2 separate regions of the Homo sapiens genome follow, and region 2 is linked to region 1. The links are chromatin loops, found by intact Hi-C in ENCODE. Cell type or tissue: heart right ventricle. All regions are shown on one strand. Each heading gives the region's core, and the rest is flanking DNA. Links, peaks and the distances in the headings are about the cores only.

The links. Peaks named below come from ENCODE experiments on the same cell type or tissue, not always from the same donor. Only the 100,000 strongest peaks of a DNase experiment are listed, where the experiment ranks them.
Region 2: it touches region 1 in a loop (2.6-fold over the local background); 8 of 110 quality-filtered maps call a loop at or near these places.

What each region holds. Positions count from the first base shown.
Region 1 is chr16:48,893,457-48,896,371 of GRCh38, reverse strand. No RefSeq gene overlaps it. Among named protein-coding and RNA genes, the nearest start is that of N4BP1, 280 kb to the right of the region's middle. In heart right ventricle, for the core only: no CTCF peak of the experiment used is centred there; no DNase peak of the experiment used is centred there; H3K27me3 peaks cover 896 bases.
Region 2 is chr16:49,349,425-49,352,339 of GRCh38, reverse strand. LOC124903689 (a long non-coding RNA gene) reads right to left here. Exons shown (of 2, transcript XR_007065068.1): 2 at 1,783-2,915. Among named protein-coding and RNA genes, the nearest start is that of C16orf78, 23 kb to the left of the region's middle. In heart right ventricle, for the core only: CTCF peaks have their summits at 1,447 and 1,656 (motif pointing right); a DNase peak (open chromatin) is centred at 1,639; H3K27me3 peaks cover 2,379 bases.

The sequences.
Region 1 (2,915 bases), core at 130-2,629:
CCCATTCCTATAGACACAGTCACTCCTGCTCCAAAGTCTGTTAAATTCAAGTTCTGGTTCTCCTATCAACGAACTGTGTGATTTTAGGCCAACCACACCACCTATCTGCACCTCTGATTCTCCATATGTAAAATGGGGTGAGTGATCCCCATGACACTGTAGTCTGGGCAGCAGCATAAATGGAGTCATTTGCAGAGCTCTTGGCACAGGTCATGGCCTACTTTCATTCCCCATTCCTAACTGGGCTAGTAAGCCCAGTATCACCTCCAGCTCACAAACAGGTAGAGTCCAAGGATCGGCTGGCCTCTAAAGCCTGGGTCTGGGGTACCTCCTCTCTGTAGAGGAGAGGCTTGTGTCTTTGGCCCAGCCTCAAGCTTCCATGCAAGGAAACATGCCATGCTCCTTATATAAGATGTTGTTTGTGCCTGATCCACATCCCCTTCACTGGGCAAGTTATAAACCACGTACCCTGCAAGTTTGGGGTGCTAAGGACTCACAGCTGTACCCTGATCTGGAGGATTGCCCTTGACTGATGGGAACCACCTCACCTGGAGGAACTGGTGGAATTAGTCCCAGCCACATCTCTGCCCTGCAGGGGGCCTGTGAGTAGTGCCTGGCACAGGGGTTCAAAAGCCAAAATTCCTTGTGGCCATTCATGTTCCAAGACCTCCTGGAGGGACAAAGCTGAGACTCCATGTCAGCTGGAATGACATCTCTTCTTCTTTACCTGCCCCATCCTGCCTTTCTCATTTCCTTACCTGTTTCTTCCGAGTGCACTCCCTAGGTAAATCACTTGCACGAGAATTCCCATTCCAGACTCTGATTTCAGGGAATCTGACCAAAGATGTCTTTGTGCACTAGATGAGATGTTTTCAGCAGAAGGAAGAATAAGGTGGCTCCTGCAGAAGCCAGACCTGGCTGACATTTCCCCTAAATGAAGGTCGTCTGATGGAGGATGTGGAGAGGGGAAGGGACCTGGATCACCCTGTCAGACACGCAGAGGAGACCAACCTCTGGAAGGCAGAACCCCGGACAGCTCCTGGGATCTCAGTGGCAGTGAGTCCTTCTCTATAAGGCTCTGGCCTTACCAGGACTCAGCTCCGACCATGGAGAGCCCGTAGGACAAAAGGTAAACATTTTGCTACAGCCAACAAGGCCCCATGAGATCCAGTCCTGCCTGCCTCTCCAGATTCATGGCATAACACTGTCTCCCTGGCTCAACACCCTTCAGCCATGTCAGACCTGCTTCTAATACCATATAATGCCATACGTCCCCTTCTCAGGGGGTTTTCTGCCCCTTTGTCCTGGAAATCCCTTCTCCAGTTCTTCCCATGACTAAGTCCTCATCTAGGACTTAGCTTCCATGACCCTTCTCCGAGAAGTCTTCCCTGTTCACCTGGTCATTCTTGAACACATTTCCCTGTTTTATTTCCTTGATAGCAGTTATCATCTGAAATTATGTTTGTATTTATTTATGTGTGTGTGTTTGTGTGTGTTTGTTTAAAATCTATGTTGGCATGAAGAGTTCTGAATCCCCAACTTGTAGAACAATATCAGACACATAATAGGTGCTCAATAAAATTCTACAAATAAAAGAATGATTGTGCTCGAGTTTCTGAGTCTCAGTTCCAAGTGTCATGTTTCCAGGAGGAGGAATCTGAACAGCTCAGCTTGGTAATCCTTCTCCACTCCCACCCAGACCTATCACACATCCTCCTTGACCCTGACTAATGATATACAGACATGCCCATTGGAGGGCATCCCTCAGGGATTGAGCACACATTCTAGAGAAGGAGGAGCCCAATATAGGAGCCCCTAGCTGTGTTTACCATACACATGAACCAGGGCTTGAATCAGCTGCTGTGCAACCCACATGGCCATGCTTATTGCTGCAGGTTTGCCCCATGGGTGCTGGGTCCTGCCTCTTGGGCTGGACTGTAATCATCCCGTTGGGCTTTGTGTGCTGGGCCCTCACTCTGATCTCTGCAGCTGGGTCTTCCCTCAGTATCTTTAATTCCCCCCCTCACCTATGAAAGGGGAACCATTTAGACTCTCATTAGCTAGCTCCAATCAGCTAAACACTGGACATTTATGCTTCTTTTCCCTCACAGTCACCTTCACACACATTTCACCCAGTCCTTAACCACACTGTGATGTAGTCAGAACAAAAATGCATCCTCACTGGGGCGCTAAGCTAAAAGATGGAATTTTTGGCCCACTAAGGAGGGAGGCTGCCTAGGATTGAAGCCAACACAAATGAAAGCAGAGTGAAGTGATGGGGAGACAGTGTCCTAAGGATGTTTTCTGAGCCCTTTGTTCCTTTTTTTTTGGAAATGGAGTCTTGCTCTGTTACCTGTCACCCAGGCTGGAGTGCAGGGGTGCAATCTCGGCTCACTGCAATCTCTGCCTCCCAGGTTCAAGCAATTCTCCTGGCTCAGCCTCCCAAGTAGCTGGGACTACACGCGCAGACCACCAAGCCAGGCTGATTTTTTTGTTTTGTTTTGTTTTGTTTTTTTGTATTTCAGTAGATATGGGGTTTCACCGTGTTGGCCAGGCTGGTCTCAAACTCCTGAGTTCAGGCAATCTACCTGCCTTGGCCTCCCAAAGTGCTAGGATTACAGACGTGAGCCACCACTCCCAGCGAGCCCATTGTTCTTAAGCCAATTCTACCCATAGATTATTCAGACATATGAACACCCTCAAAAATGTGTGTGTGTGCGTGTGTGTGTGTGTGTATTTATGTTACATCAGTTTGAGTTGAGCCTTTGTCACTCAGTAAGCCCAGATAATGAAATCCCTGTCAACCTGACATTCTGGGCTCCTACTCCCAAACACACTCAGAATTTTAGAGAGAGCTTTTGATTCTTCTCCTTAAGCTCCAATTTGGAGCCACTAGCTAGGTATGCTATGTACTA
Region 2 (2,915 bases), core at 175-2,674, 460 kb before region 1:
AAAGGGTATTGCTTTGTCACCCAGGCTACAGTGCAGTGGCACAAATGTGGCTCACTGTAGCCTCAACCTCCCAGGTTCAAGTGATTCTCCCGCCTCAGCCTCCCAAGTAGCTGGGACTACAAGTGTGTGCCACCACACCCAGCTAATTTTTGTATTTTTTTTTTTTTTGTAGAAATGTGATTTCATTATGTTGCTCAGGAAGGTCGTCTTGAACCCCTGGGCTCAAGTGATCTGCTGGCCTCAGCCTCGCAAAATGCTGGCATTACAGACGTAAGCCACTGTGCCTGGCCTCAAAATTTTAAATAAAGACAACATCAGTAACCGTGGTCACTGTACTGAGCCATATCAGAGCACAGGCAGTGGAAGATGGGCAGTGCTTGCTGTGCATGATCCTGTCATTACTCCCCTTTTGAGGCTGAGCCTGAGGTGGGCCATCTTCTCCTTACCCTCAGCCTGGCCCTCCCTCCAGAGATTGAAGTGAGCCTGCGCTGAGTATGCCAGGCCTGGGAGCCTCATCTTCCCCAGCCTCACTGGGCCGATTTAGAAACTAGGGCCACAGAGGAGGTTCAAGGTTGCACAGTGAAGCTGGGGTTCCCTCTCCCCTTGGATAGATCCATCTTCATTAGCCCATCAGATAACAGCACCTCCCAGGCAGCTGAACTGTGGAGACAGCCACTGTGTCTTCCTTCCCTTTGAGTTGCTTTGCCAAGTGACAAAGCAAGAGATGTGTGTCCCCACTCAGAGTTGGTTTGCAGAGATTGGTTTGGGGCCATTCTAATGAGACAGGTGATGATGCTCTCGTCAGTTACCCCTTAGGTGGCCTGGGGCTGTGTGCAGGGGCTCAAGTGTGGGGACACCTGCCTGTGAGCCTGAGCTCCAACCAGGAGGAAGATGCCTGCTTCTGAGCTCACAGCCCCAAAGAGTTGAAAACCAATTCAGTCCCCCAAAGAGAACTGCCTCCTTTAGTCATTGAACACTTGGTGCACTCCTACTGCGTGCCAGGCACTGAGTGGGGCGGGCAATGAGGGTTGATAAGGAGAGGAGTTGGCCGTGGTCCTGACTTTAAGAAGCGCGTGGCTCAATAAAAGTTTTGCCCATTCGTCAGGAATTGAGATGTCTGGGGAAATGTATACGGAGGGCAAACCAGGGGGTGGTGAGAAGCCAGCTTGGCTCATCCTTGGCTGGGGATGTGTGTGTGTGATATGTGAGTGGAGTGGGTGATAGGTGTTTGTGTAATGCATGTATATTAGTTTGTGCGCACATGTATGAGTGTGTTTGCATGTGTGAATGTGTGTGTGAGAATGTGCATGTGTCTGTGTGCGAGTGTGATTGTGTGTTCACATATGCCAGAATGTGCATGTGTGTGTGAGTGTAAATGTGTGTGGGCATGTGTATGAGTGTGAGTGTGCGCGTGCACGTGTGTGTGTCTGTGTGTGTGTAAACGTGCATGTGTGCATTGTGTGTGTGTGTGCGCCTGTGTGCATGTATGAGTATGCGCATTTGTGCTCTTGCATGTGTGCTTGTGTGTATGAGTGTGTGCGTTGGGAGGGGGGTGGGGTGCTGGCTGTGGAAGGGCCACCCTTGCCTTGGGCTACCCTAGAGGAGACACCGGCTCCGAGGCACGGACCTTGCCTGCTATCTTGAGACCGACCAGCAGATGGCGGAATTGCAACGGGAAAGTCCGGGACCTCTGGTGCTGGGGAGTCGGAGGAGGGAAGGAATGAGAGGGAGGAGGGAGAGCATCTGAATCTGTTGGAGCTGCCGTGACAAAATACCATAGACTTGGGGGCTTAAGCAACAGAAATTTATTTATCACAATTCTGGAGGCTAGGAGTCAAGATCAAGGTGCCGGTGAAGCAAGGCTTCCGTCTGAGTCCCCTTCTCTGGCGTGTGGGCGGCTGCTGCCTCGCTGTGGTCGTCCCTCCATGGGGAGGGACCCCTTTTCCTCTTCTCATAAGGACCCCAGTCCCATCGGTTCAGGGCCCCATCTTTACAACCTCATTTAACCTCAGTTACCTCCTAAAGACCCTGTCTCCAAACACAGTCACATTGGGGGTTAGGAATGCATTTGCAGGGAATTCAAACATTCAGTCAATAGCATGGAGAGAGGAGAAAGAGACAGGGAGAGAGAGGGAGAGGGGAAGGAGAGGGAAGAGAAGATGGGGCAGACCCCGTGGCACTGGTGCAGGTCCGGACGGCTGGTGTGGGCAGCCTGGCCGTGACTCCATTGCGACGCTGAGAAGCTCCTTTTCACTTTGGGTAGCTCATCCTCACCTCTAAAGGAGGTGAGGGCCCACCTGCACCTTTTGAAGTAGCAACAAACTTGCAGACAGCAGCTCTCCAGTGCCTCCCTGCTTTTACACTGAGTGACGCAGCAGCCCGGGAGGGGCACTGCCACTGTCTCCACCTGCAGACAAGGTCAGGGAAGTGAACTGGCTGCCCACAGCCCCACAGCTTCGTGTGGTCTAAGCAGTAGGGAGGGAGCTCTGAGGGGGTGGAAGATACAATACAGACCTGAAGGAAACTCAGAACTCCTTGGCACAGCCCATGTTGACAAGCTGGGCCCCCACTGGGGGTCCTTCCTGAAGCCTCCCCAAAACCTCTGAGAAAGGGCCGGCTTGATGGGTGTCCCTTGCAGTGAGCACAGGTCCTGGAAGCTGGCCCGGAGACGGAGCGTGCAAGAAAGCACTCCCTGGACACACGGTTACCCGACAAAGTTGCCTGAGTTGGGGGCCTCTGTCCAGCCTGGGCGTGCTGGATGGAGAAGCCCATCCAGCTCTTGGCTCTCACTGTCGGGTGTGCAGGGCCGAATGCAGGGAGGAGAATCTACTCCTCCTCTCTCAGAGACCCACGAGGGACGCCTAAATCTAATAAGTTAATCTAGACTCCTAGAAACAAGATTAAATTTTCAAATA